Linked DNA regions of Homo sapiens: regions 1 and 2 are each linked to region 3. Evidence: chromatin loops called from intact Hi-C (ENCODE). Cell type or tissue: GM12878. All regions are shown on one strand. Region 1 has its middle 40 kb from the start of ADGRL2. Region 2 has its middle 99 kb from the start of ADGRL2. Region 3 overlaps LOC101927434 (a long non-coding RNA gene).

The links. Peaks named below come from ENCODE experiments on the same cell type or tissue, not always from the same donor. Only the 100,000 strongest peaks of a DNase experiment are listed, where the experiment ranks them.
Region 1: a loop joins it to region 3, with 7 times the contacts of the local background. A loop is called at or near these places in 27 of 110 quality-filtered maps.
Region 2: it touches region 3 in a loop (2.2-fold over the local background); 2 of 110 quality-filtered maps call a loop at or near these places.

The regions. Positions count from the first base shown.
Region 1 is chr1:81,758,528-81,762,527 of GRCh38, reverse strand. It overlaps a transcript of ADGRL2 not described here. Among named protein-coding and RNA genes, the nearest start is that of ADGRL2, 40 kb to the left of the region's middle. In GM12878, a CTCF peak has its summit at 1,843 (motif pointing right); no DNase peak of the experiment used is centred here.
Region 2 is chr1:81,700,142-81,704,141 of GRCh38, reverse strand. It overlaps a transcript of ADGRL2 not described here. Among named protein-coding and RNA genes, the nearest start is that of ADGRL2, 99 kb to the left of the region's middle. In GM12878, no CTCF peak of the experiment used is centred here; no DNase peak of the experiment used is centred here.
Region 3 is chr1:81,547,962-81,551,961 of GRCh38, reverse strand. The region is part of intron 1 of LOC101927434 (a long non-coding RNA gene); the gene reads left to right. It also overlaps a transcript of ADGRL2 not described here. Among named protein-coding and RNA genes, the nearest start is that of ADGRL2, 250 kb to the left of the region's middle. RefSeq lists a silencer at 2,146-2,305 and an enhancer at 3,849-4,000. In GM12878, a CTCF peak has its summit at 2,241 (motif pointing left); DNase peaks (open chromatin) are centred at 2,251, 2,491, 2,831 and 3,891; H3K4me3 peaks cover 375 bases; H3K27ac peaks cover 1,966 bases.

The DNA.
Region 1 (4,000 bases), 210 kb before region 3:
GAAATATCATTTTACACTGACCTTTCCCATATAATAAGATTAATTTTTAGTATTTGAATTGTAAAGAGGTTATGATAAAGACTAAAACTAAATATTTCCTGTTTAAGTCATAAAAATATAAAGACAATGAAACTATATGTTTAACCAAAATCATATAGTGGCTAGCTTGCCTAGAAGTTATGATATATACTTTTAGAAAATAAATATTTTAAAATTCACAGATGCTGCAAAGCCCCGGTCAAACATAAATTACAATCAGTTTTTATGTAACAGTAACAATTCCAAAGGACTCTTACCAACTCTCAATTTGTATCACAGATAATGCTTTCTTTTTCTGCTCGTGGAATATAAACCACATTTATTTCTATATCTGTGTATTTTAAAATAAATTACCCCAGAAAACAAAATGTTGGATATACTATGTTCAACTGCAATCCAACAGAGAAAGCAAAACCTTGTATTTCCTGTAAAAATCCTGTAGTATATTTGGTGAACATTTTGGAATAATTATAGAATTTGAATACAGCATCCATTTATTTGCAAAAGTATAAACTACATTATAATTATCAGATGACTCAATACATTTAGTAGATGATACTCCAATTTTATTATAATAATTCACCTTTTCTTGTTCGTGTTCAGTACTATCAAATACAGAAAGAACTCCTTACTTACCATTCTGGGAAAGATGAAATTTTTCATTGTGCCATAAATACCCTGGAAAGTAAAGAAAATATTATTATTTATTATACCTCCATCCACAGGGATCCTAACTGCCAAATGTAATACACCAGCAGCAAAACAAAAATAAAGTAAATCTAAGCAGAAAACACAAATCAGTGTTCTAAGAATTCTTGAACATATATTATATGACTATGAACAGAGCTACCATAAGATTAAGCACTTGTTTTGATAAGTACTTTCAAATACAGGAATAAACTATTTTGTTTTCCACAAAAGAAATATTGTAGAATTAGGAGAACATTGTCAATAAATTTTTTTTTCACTCAGCCCTTTAGCTCATTTGAAGTTTTTATTGAGAGAGATGAGACAGGTTTACCTAAAACTCTTTAAGGGAAAATATGGTTTTCTCACATCCTGATAATTAATGCTATTAATATTGATCAGTTTTTTAAAGTATAATAAACCTAATTTGGAGAAAAATACGCTGAGATCATATCTCTCTGTTAAAACTATATAATGGCTAAGGAAATTTTAATAGATATATATGAAGGAGATTTGCTTGAATTTTCTCAATAGTGATATTTCAGACCTTTAGAAATTTTTTCTAGTGAAGTAATTTTGAATAAACATTATGATGTGTTAAGATATCTTTGGAATCATTATTCCCAAGAAAGATATTGTTTCTGTAAATGAAAACTAGCTAAAATTTCAAACTATAAATCCTAATGTTCCCAAATTAAAAAGTTGGTTTTTGTTGTTTTTGTTGTTGAAGAATAAAACTGGGATTTGAAGGATGTCCTACTTAGATTTTCACATAGAAAATACCTTCTTTTTTAGACAATTTTTCTCTTAAAAATTTGAATACTAAATATGGAAGTCAAATTTTGTAATGATTCAGGAATTCTCCCTATGACAATAGTTTAAGGAAATTATTAGTTTGTATTTAATTGTAAATAATAATAATTCCTTTCAAAATGTTATATGTATTGATTTTTAATGCAAGCTCTTAATGTAAAAAAAATTTAAACACAGAAATACTTTATTTTACATGGAATTTATTTCTAAAGATTATCAATACAATTTTGATATTATAACTCATCAATCTGCTAAAAAAAAAAAAAAGTATTTTTAAGCACCAGCTCCTGAAGAGGGCAGCACGTTCTAGATATTATTGAATTCTAAGCTCAAATGTGGCAGCTTTGGCTTTAGTATACTTTTTTTAAGAACTAAAGGGGAAAACATTGATATTTTTTATAGATGTCTATCCCCATGATATAATAAACCAGCAGAAAGTTTAGGCAGACCAAGGTCAAAACTATATTTGATTATTAAAAGAGAACATTCAAATTAGACACCAAAAGCAATGTATTTAGAAAAGAAACAAAATACAGTAAGGAGACATTCCATGAGGAATGTGTTTTATCTTAATACTGTAGATAACTTTTTCTATTGGCAGTGCGTTGACTATCAAAACTACTAAAGGGGTTAGATTTAATTATCTCACTTCTTGCACATTTCATCTCAATTGCTATGGCAACATTCAGTTGCCTCAGCAGCTATGCACACTTTAATCAGATATTTCCTTTTCATTTCTCTATGAGCCAAACTGTGTAGTCAAATTTACAACCAAGTCCTGATGAATCTGATAACACCTCTAACAATTTAATGGGCAACTTGCCTCCACCCACACATATAAATGTTTTCAGAGAGGCTTATAACTATTGGCCAAGTATGAGACTTGATAAGAATATATGTTTGGACTTTCCTACTTCATTGATTTAAAAAAGAATTTTTTTTGCTCTTTTCTCTACCATTTCTTTTTTTAGAAGTTTTTCACCAATTTGAAACTCACTCCAGCCAGTCCCTACCTTGGGTCCCCTATCCTCACTAAGAGAGTGCATGAGTAAAGGAAACAACCTCCAGTGTTCAAATGTCAATTCTCATCAACAAGTCTATTGAATTATTTACCTTTTATCTGAACATACTTGGAACTGGCACATCAAAGAGCCATTTTCTATTTCTTGAATACAGGTCAGAGAAGGAAGGAAAATAAAGATAAAGCAAAATCTGATAGAGGAGGAAAAGTGTAGAATATTATACTTAAACAGATGTCCAAGCATGAAGGAAATTTGGTCAAGCTTCAGTAATACAGCAGTTTTAATGAGAAGGAAAAGCATGATGCATTAAGTTGTTGATGACACTTTGGTGAATATTAAACATCTACATTGTTGGACAAATCATCACTTTAGTATTTGGTAAAAGACTAGAAAAAACTTTTGTGGACATATAAGGAACATTCAAACTGTCCTGAATTCTGATTTAAAATGTTAGTTAATTATACTTTCATAAATGTTTTGAATTTTGCAAGTAGTAACTAAATTTTAATTTGATACTGTATAGTAAAAATTTTTTAAACTCTAAGAAGCAAAGTGATCTAAGCTCTTTCTAACAGTTTTAATGGCTGCTAAAATTTGTATTTAGATAGCAATCATTTTTATCCTGAAGTTGTGATAGTTCTCTGGTGAGAAGTTTTACTCCAGTAGCTGACAGTAATATTTCAGCATGTTTTTTCAATCACCACTTAGTAGTGTCTAGTAATATTTTCATTAAGAGGCAACCAAAAAGATGCTTTCTATAGCTGGATTTATCACTCTGATGTGTAAAGAGCAAATTCTAGATTATGTCTTATGTATTACAGATGGCTAATTACAGCAATCAAAATCTAATCAAACCTGGAAAAGATTATATTTAAAGTGCAGGTCTTATATATTTTTAACTATAATTGAGGTCAGTATTAGCAGACTGTATTCAAAATGTGGTTATTGAAAAGCTAACTTCTCATTAATGATACAGTTTGGAAGCCCTGTAACCTTAGGAGTAGCGGAAGGAATAAGAGAAGTTTAATTAAAAATATATATACATATAAAGGAAGCATGGAACCTATCTTCAAATATTTGAAGGTCTCTTTATGTAATGGAGACAGTAAATGTCTTAGAAAACTAAGACAAATGGTAGGAGTTCCTGAGAATTGGATTCCAGCTCTGTATTTAAAACTTGAAAACAATTAGAATAGCTTAAACAATGGCATAAGCCATGAAGCAGCAATTCCTTTGTGTAGGCATATTCCATGAAATGTTAGCATATGAACTCTTTATTTTCCGTTCTTAAATTCTGAGACAACATTGTAGAAAAGGTGATAGAACCACGCCACAGATTTAGATCTAGGAATTAAGGTGAGCTACTTCTTAATGAATTTTTCAAATACCAATGCTTTATGTTAGTATGGAAACCTAGCAATGAACTGCAAACAGCATAT
Region 2 (4,000 bases), 150 kb before region 3:
AGAAATCTGGGTTGTGTAAGAGGGGAAGTATGATGATGAAGGGAGGCCTAAGCATCCCCATACAGGCTTGTGTCATGTAGTTAAATAAATACATTTACTGTTACCAGCAAGGCCAAAGATGAGCAGGGGGAAGGGGTAGCTCCAGAGAGATGATGGGTTTTTCCTTAAAGACTAAGCTCTTTTGTGGCTTATTGGCCTCCTTTACTTCATATGCAGATATCTGCCCCACACTTCCTTCCTTAGTGTAGAATACAAGAGCACTAAACTAAAAATAAAACAAACAAACAAAAGAACCCATTACTTTTGGTGGGCTGATATTGGAAAATGTAAACTTAGAGACTGTTAGGTAATCCTAAGTCCAGACTCATTACTCATTTAACCTTGGCACAAGTTAATGTTTAAGTGAAACTTTATAATAACCAGTTTCCATTTCTTCATTCTCCTTACATTTTTTTACCCATTTTCATTGTAAATTGTTTTACATTATTTTGCTCTTCCTTTTCTTCGGTACGAGAATAAAGTTGTTTTTATCTCTGTGTCATTTCCACCCTTTCCTATACTTACTCTCCCAGGAGATGATCTCACCAATGTCCACACTGGACCAAAGGCATCTGGCACATACTCTCATAACTTTCCTCGCCTCCACCTCAGATTTCCTGACACCATCCTCTTTTCCTGTCCTTCTCTCTTGGAATAAGACAACAACAACAACAACAACAGAAAACAAAAACTCTCTAGCTAGCATAACTACCTGGATTCTCCCCAACTCCTGTTCCATTAATCACACATTTCCCCTAACAACTCCAATTGCCCCTGCTCCACTAATTTCTTCCCTTCTGCAAACATGCTCAAATCTCCACTTGCCTAAAACTTTTCTTGCTTACTTCTCCCGCTTCACTTTCTGGGTACAGATTCCTCACATTTGCTATCTTCAATTATTCTCCCCTTCATTCTTCTCATGCCCTTGAAATATGTCTTCTGTGGAATACATATTTCAGCCCACAAATCTGAGGAAACAGTTTTTGTTGACCTAATCATTGCTGACTCACTAGCTGCTTTCATTCCTTCTATGGTTCTCACGCTGTATTAATCAGCGCGATTGACCATCCTGAACTACCCCAGTGTGTTGTGCTTCTACACTGGGTTACATGCTTTCTTCATCTCTGTAGCTAGAGTGTTCTCAGGTTTCCTGAAAACTTTCTAGTTGCAGAATAAATTCTCTACTTTCTTCTTTACAAATGTATTATCTTTCTCTCCTATCCCTTAGTAGCTTCATGAAATTACTTGCATCATCTGTGAATATGGTTCCTTTCATATATTACCATAACCCCATTAGAATTCATTTCTTATAGGCAAAAGCCCTTAAGATGTTTTTTAACTCTCCTTGGTAAAGATACCAGTAATCCATATAACAAATATTTTTTAATATTTTGGTCCCAGCAAGATGGTGTTTTCTTAATTCATACATATTTTGGAAATTTGTTTTTGTTTTTGTTTTTGTTTTGTTTCCTAATCATGTGTGTCTGACCATGACAGAGCCATAAGGAAAAGTTGTTTGAGCTCAGGGTACTTGCAATTCATAGTTGTTCTCTGAAAACCACTGTTCCGAAATTACTGTGTTGTACATCATGAAGATACCCTGGAGTTCTTTCACCATCCTGGATTTTCTTCTTCCTTCTTGCATACTTGTGATATGTAGCATGAGAAGGTTATGACTACTCTGAAAGTGAAGTGGAAGCTTAGGTGGTATGTATGAGTGTTTTTATTGTCACCTTCCATCTTTGTACATGTACATTGGCAGAGTTTTTAGAAAGAAGGGGTGATGCTGTCTAGCTGGTGTTTCTCAGCTGGTCATATTGAAAACACGTAGGTAGATGCCTGCCTACTTGTGGTCAGACCCAATGGTGTAAAGTGCCCCATATCCACCTACATGTTGTGTTCACCCTTTTTCCTTGAGAAATGACTATTCTTACAGATATAGGCTTTCAGGGAAAGGTATGACAGCCTTCCTCTTCAATATATTCTTATAAAACTTTTGGGCTTGCCTAATAGACTCTTTCACATATCCATTAAATTTCCATTCAACCCTCAAGACAGAGGTAGCTTCCTTCATCTTACACAAGAATAGGGTTGAAAGAATATCAGAGAGTCCCAGAAGGACCATGAAAACTGTATTTATGGAAGGCCATAGATTCAAGTTTCTGTAATGTGGGCTTTCCCCCAAGGTAATGACTGCTAAAAACATCTATGTCCCAGGGAACTGACGTAGGTTCCTTCCTGAGACAATTCCTGGGAGAAAAGAGATAGCCAATGCAGAGACTGTATCTATCTGGCTTACTATAGTACATCCTCTGCTTTGCAGTGTCTAACAGAAATGGGTGCTCCATAAATATTTGTAGAACTGAAAAGCATTGAAATGTTGGCAAGAAAACAGACAGCATTGATAGTAGTACCAGATTTGGGGAACTTGGGCAAATTCCTTAATAAATTATCAGATGTTCCTGGTGTAGTGATTTAGGCAGACTCTTTCCCCTAGGGTGTTGTCCAGATAGTTGGGAATTTGGTTGAAGCTGATCTCTGAAAAGATTCAGTGGTCAGAATGGAAAATCTCACCGCAGGACATTTTAGGATTAGGTACTTTCACAAAGAAATCAGTTCTACTGAAGCTTCTGGACCCAGCCAATGCTGACTACAAGATACTAGATTCGACAGAAAAGTAGGCAATACAACTGTGTCTCTCCCTTTGTTCCTCCATGGGATTTAATCATAAACTTATATTGTTTGAATATAGTTTCACTAATTATGAAATATGATCAGTTTGGACAATTACATGAAATGTCAAATAGAAATATCCCAGACCTGGCATCAATGGTTATAAATCAGTGTTCTAGTAATGTTTAATGTACCCTCAACACTTTTTCAGAAACCAAAAACATTTTATTTTAATCAAAAAGAAAACAAGGTATGCCACCGATGAAAATGACATACATATTTTTGTGCTTATTATTTAAAGAAAGGAGAAACATCTGAAATCTGTTTGCTAACTACAGTATAATACAAATTAGCCTGCAGGCACCGTGTGTGCCGTACCCTGTCTGCTTGCCAGCCCTGCTTAGTCCCAACGTATTAATGAGCAAGTGCAAGTATTTGAACAATCAGCATTTCTGCATTTGCATGCAAACTCTCATGCTGTGTAATTATACACAGAGCTGGCACTCAAATTAATTAAAGCTGATTTTTCTGTGACTGCAAACTGGTCATATCTTCAGCTTTGCCTTCCTATGAAGTCATCACTCTACATTCAACATGACACTCTGTCCCCAGCATTCTTAGTAGTGCTAATGTTCGACAATTGTGAATCCGGCAATATTTTAGAGAGCAGCTGACAATGGCTGGGTGTTCTTATGCTTTTCCTCTCCTATCTTTCCCCCTTCTGGAGTATACAGAACAGCTTTTGAACACTTGCTTTGTAATTATCTCAAATACTAATGCAAACAAATTACATATATTGTTTCAGTGGGTTCCCTCCCCTCTTTTATGACACCACGCACTTGATTAGAGCTTACAAACAATTCATCAAACTTTAAAAATTTGTTTATTTGATGCCAAGAAACAATTAGTTGTGACGGTTTTGGTCTTAATTTTGAAAAGGCTTTAACAAATGATGTTTTATTTTAAGAGACAAAGATCTTATAATTCAAAATCAGGGAGATTAGGAAAGAAACAAGCAGCAATGACTGCTAGATTCGATTAAGACTTTTTGAATCCTTATCAAACATAATGGACTTGAAACGGAGACTATTATTTGCCAGAGAGATCCGTAAATGTTAACTTCTAGGACAGAAGGCTTTCCTCAACTCTTCCACAATAAAGCCATCTCCTTTGGTTTCTCCGTTCCTCTGAAGGAAATCTTCCTGTGACAATTCTTTTGAAAAGACATCTTCAGAGCAATTAAGATATCGTTATGATTCTCTTTTCATAAATTTAAATCTTGAATAAA
Region 3 (4,000 bases):
TCCTTACCTCCATTGTAATATCTCACAAGCAGTTCCCACTAATACATTTCAGTTAATCCGGGGAGTATTTCAATTCATGGGATCTATTTTCCATAAGTTTTCCAAATGGACATTCTTAAAAGAACAACTTACAGTTTGATTGATTGATTGATGTGCTAGAAGAACTAAAATTTTAAAAAGCTATATGTTTCAGAAGTATTTTAAAGGAGGTAGTCATACTCAAAGATATTTGAAATGCAGAGGCTGTTCATTCACACCTAGATCTTAATTTCCTATTTTTTTCAACTCAGACCCAGCATTCTTTAGACATTATAGGCAGACTATACACTTATGATGTATACATAAGTGCACATAATCACAGCATTTGGTTGTAACAAACTAGTTTTACTAAAATGGAAGATTTAATAGATGAAATGAGGAAATATGTCAATGTAATAGCATATTAGATTTTGCAAATGAGCTATTCCTAAGGCAACATGCATTGCTTTGCTTTTATATTTCCACAATCATTTGTTCACTTGACAGCTAACATTCAGAATCCATCTTTGATCTTGGAGGACTTGTACAAATCAAAGTATAATAAATCCTTACACTTGGGGACTCAAGGTGACACTCGACAAAAGCTGTCTTCTGAAAGAGTCCTTGGCCTGTTGGATACACAGATCTTCCTCAAGACCTGGTGTCAGGGCTAGTCTTTAGCAGACTTGAAAAGAGGAAAAACCTGTCCTTAGGGCTTTCAACATTACTGTGTGCCCCATTTCCTATCAAGCATCTGGGACCCAAAAATTCTAGTTTCCACCTATTGAGGATTTATTATGTGACACACACTTACATGTATTATTTCTGATCCTTACATCAACTTGCAGGATCAGAATTTCATCCTCATTGCATAGAAAATGAAGCTCAATGAGTCTCAGTACATCTTCTAAGAGGCAGAGCTGGGTTTCAACCTTGGGTCTGACTTCAAAGCCCCTCCTGAAGCCCATGACATCATCATGTCTCAGCCTGAGGCTTCCCTGTGGAGTTCACACCCAAACTTGTTCTTCCTGTTTTGACTCTAGATTCCCTTCCTGGAGCTTTGGCTTGGGACACTAATCATCTGAATATAGGCAGTAATGAATTTTTTTTTTTTTTTCTGTAAAGAGGGTAGAACGGAAAGCATATATGCTCCCACCTCTTCTATTGGCTTTTATTACAAATTCTATTTACTTTCTGATAGGGATACTTTGGAAATGATACCTTTACCCAGAGGAATTGTAACAGGATAAATCTCGAACAGCATGGCATATTGTTGATCAGGCAGACGACAGGACTGCCAACTCGGCGTGCTGCTAACATTAGCCATTTGTGTTGTGAAAACTCCTGTTAGCTTCTTAGAGCTACAAAGCCTGTGATGAGAAATTGTCTTTATTTTGCTTTGTGAATATCTGCCATTTGATTTTTACTTTCCAACATAAACTGACACCTCTTGGGCTTGTAACAGAATTTTTCCACTGTGAATAAGTCCCCGAAAGCACTCTGGGTTGGTAGAACAGCCCGATGTTCTGTTAAAAATCACTGGAAATTAATTTCTATTAAAGACCTAGCTTTGAAATTTACTGTGTTACTTTGGGAAAGCCACATCACCTCTCTACACCTTCAGCTATAAAATGGCTGTCATGAGGATCAAATGAGATTCTAGCTTTACAAAAGGCTTTGCAAATTGTTAAGAATTATACAAAAGTAAGGGCATTTCTGGGCATCATTTTGAATCCTATTCATTCCTTCCTGAGAAACAATCTTGCAATATAAGGCATTGACTGGCATCTTCCATCTGTGCTATCCTACCCTATGATACTCCTTGGATTTTCCCCTTAATTTACCTCTGCTCTGCCAATAATCAATATGGCAGGAGTTTCAAACATTTTCTCCTTGGATTTCCTAATTCAGACCAATGGCAAATCCTGAAGTTATTAGGTATCAAGGGCTCATTTATCAAATCCTTACAAAGAAGCTTTTCTTTTTGTAATTTTTTCCCTTTTCTATCTTAGCAGGTTATCTTTTGTAATCACTGATTACTGTGATTACTGTCTACTTGGGATAGAAGGCAGGGATTAACAGAACCATGTGAGGAAAGTTGAATGAAGATACCTCTCTCACTCATCCTTTCTTCCCATTTGCTTCTCACTTGGGGTAACAGGTACCTCTCATGCCCATTAGTCTGATTCTTTCTCTAAAAAGTACCTTAGTGCCCTCTACAGGTTGTGTGAATTTCTCATCCCGTGATCTTGTTTACATGTTATGCTTTCTCCCTTAGCTCTCTCCTAAAACCACTGGTGGCTAGGTTCTTCTCAATGGTGCCAGATTCCAGGAGGATTGCTTATTTATAGTATTCTCTGAAATGTATTTATCTAATGAGAGTATTGAAGAATATGGTGACTTCAATCTTGTGTGCAATTTGAGGGAGAGAATTGATCCCAACTATTTGGCATGTCAGTAGTTACTAGGAGACCATTTGCAGGTGATAAGCTACAGAAGACATCTGCAGGTGAGAAATCTGAAACTGAAAAAGGTCAAGTAACTTTGTAAGGCTTCCAAAACTATTTTGTGGTTGCAGAGCCAGAATCTAGGTCTCCCAGCATTTATTCGAGCATTCTTCCTTTCCTTTGTTTTGAATAGTTTCTTTTCCATATTTTCAAAAGTTTCTGTTTTGTCCTCCTGTTGTGTATCTCAAAACCTACCCCAAGGAGTTACAAACGTCATCCATTTGGCTTCAGTAGGTAACTGATGGATTAGGTCTTCCAGCATGTCAAAAGGATCTGCTTGGTAATACTAATCCAATTTGTAACCACATCCTGGTGCCGTTGCAAATGTCTCAGAGGTCAAAAGTAAAATTTAGTGAGAACTAGAAAGTGCAGCAAACATGGGAGAGGGCTCATTTCTTGATTTACTTGAAAGTTGCCTAAAGCAAAGCACTCCAACATACAACCTTGTAATGAGCTTTGGACTGCAAGGCAGAAATCTGTTGGCTTTTTCTAGCCTTCAAGACCTGGAAATTCTTGAACACCTTCTCAACCTTCTGTTTTTTGAAATGTCACTCACTCATTCCCAAATTAGTTGACATCATCAGCCTGGAGTTTATCTTGCTCACTCCAAGTGCAGAATGTCCACTGACTCAAATCCTTAATCATTCAAGAATTTGGGACTCACGAAAGTTTTTCTTCTTTGAGATTATTTAGAGATTTGGAATACAATTTGGATGAAAACAATGCTACATTTTAACCTGAATCCTTGGGGAAAAATAAAAACCTTGGAATACAATTATGTCCTGTAGATCAAAATTGAGAGTGAAAATACCTAGATACAAGTTCTGAGAGGATAACCCAAAGAGGACTTTGTGAAACTACTTAAAAATGGCAAGTCAACCACAAATCTATATTTGTTCAGCTTTTGGATTTCCTCTTGCTAAGTAATTTTAAAGCTACTTAACAGTATTTAATTGACATTTAACTCACTATTCTACTTGCTTCAAGTTTTTCATACTGAAGCGCTCACAATTATAACTTGCATATGAAAAATTACCTTAGCCTGATTTCCAAATGGCTGAAGAGTTTGATGTAATTTCTACTAGAATTCTGTAATATTGATGCAGCAGATGCTGGAGCAGCATTTTTCAGCTGTCAATTATGACCCTTTAGTAGGTCATGAAATCAATTTAGTTGATTGTGATTAGCATTAAAAAGAGTAAAAAAAGAAAGGAAGAGAATTGCACAGAACATAAGAAATTGAGTGCAAGTTAAGTATTGTTATGTGAAACTCTTTCTTCAGTTACGTGTGTAGTTGGATTGGGACATAAATTATATTTCTTGTGTGGGCTGTAGTCAAACTGAGAAACACTATTTTAGACTGCAGTGGGTAAGAGAAAGAACTCCTTCCCAGCTGTGTGAATCATTCTGAGACTTGATTTTCTACGCTGAAAATGTGTGTAATAAGACTTTCATAACAGGGTTGTTGTAAGAAT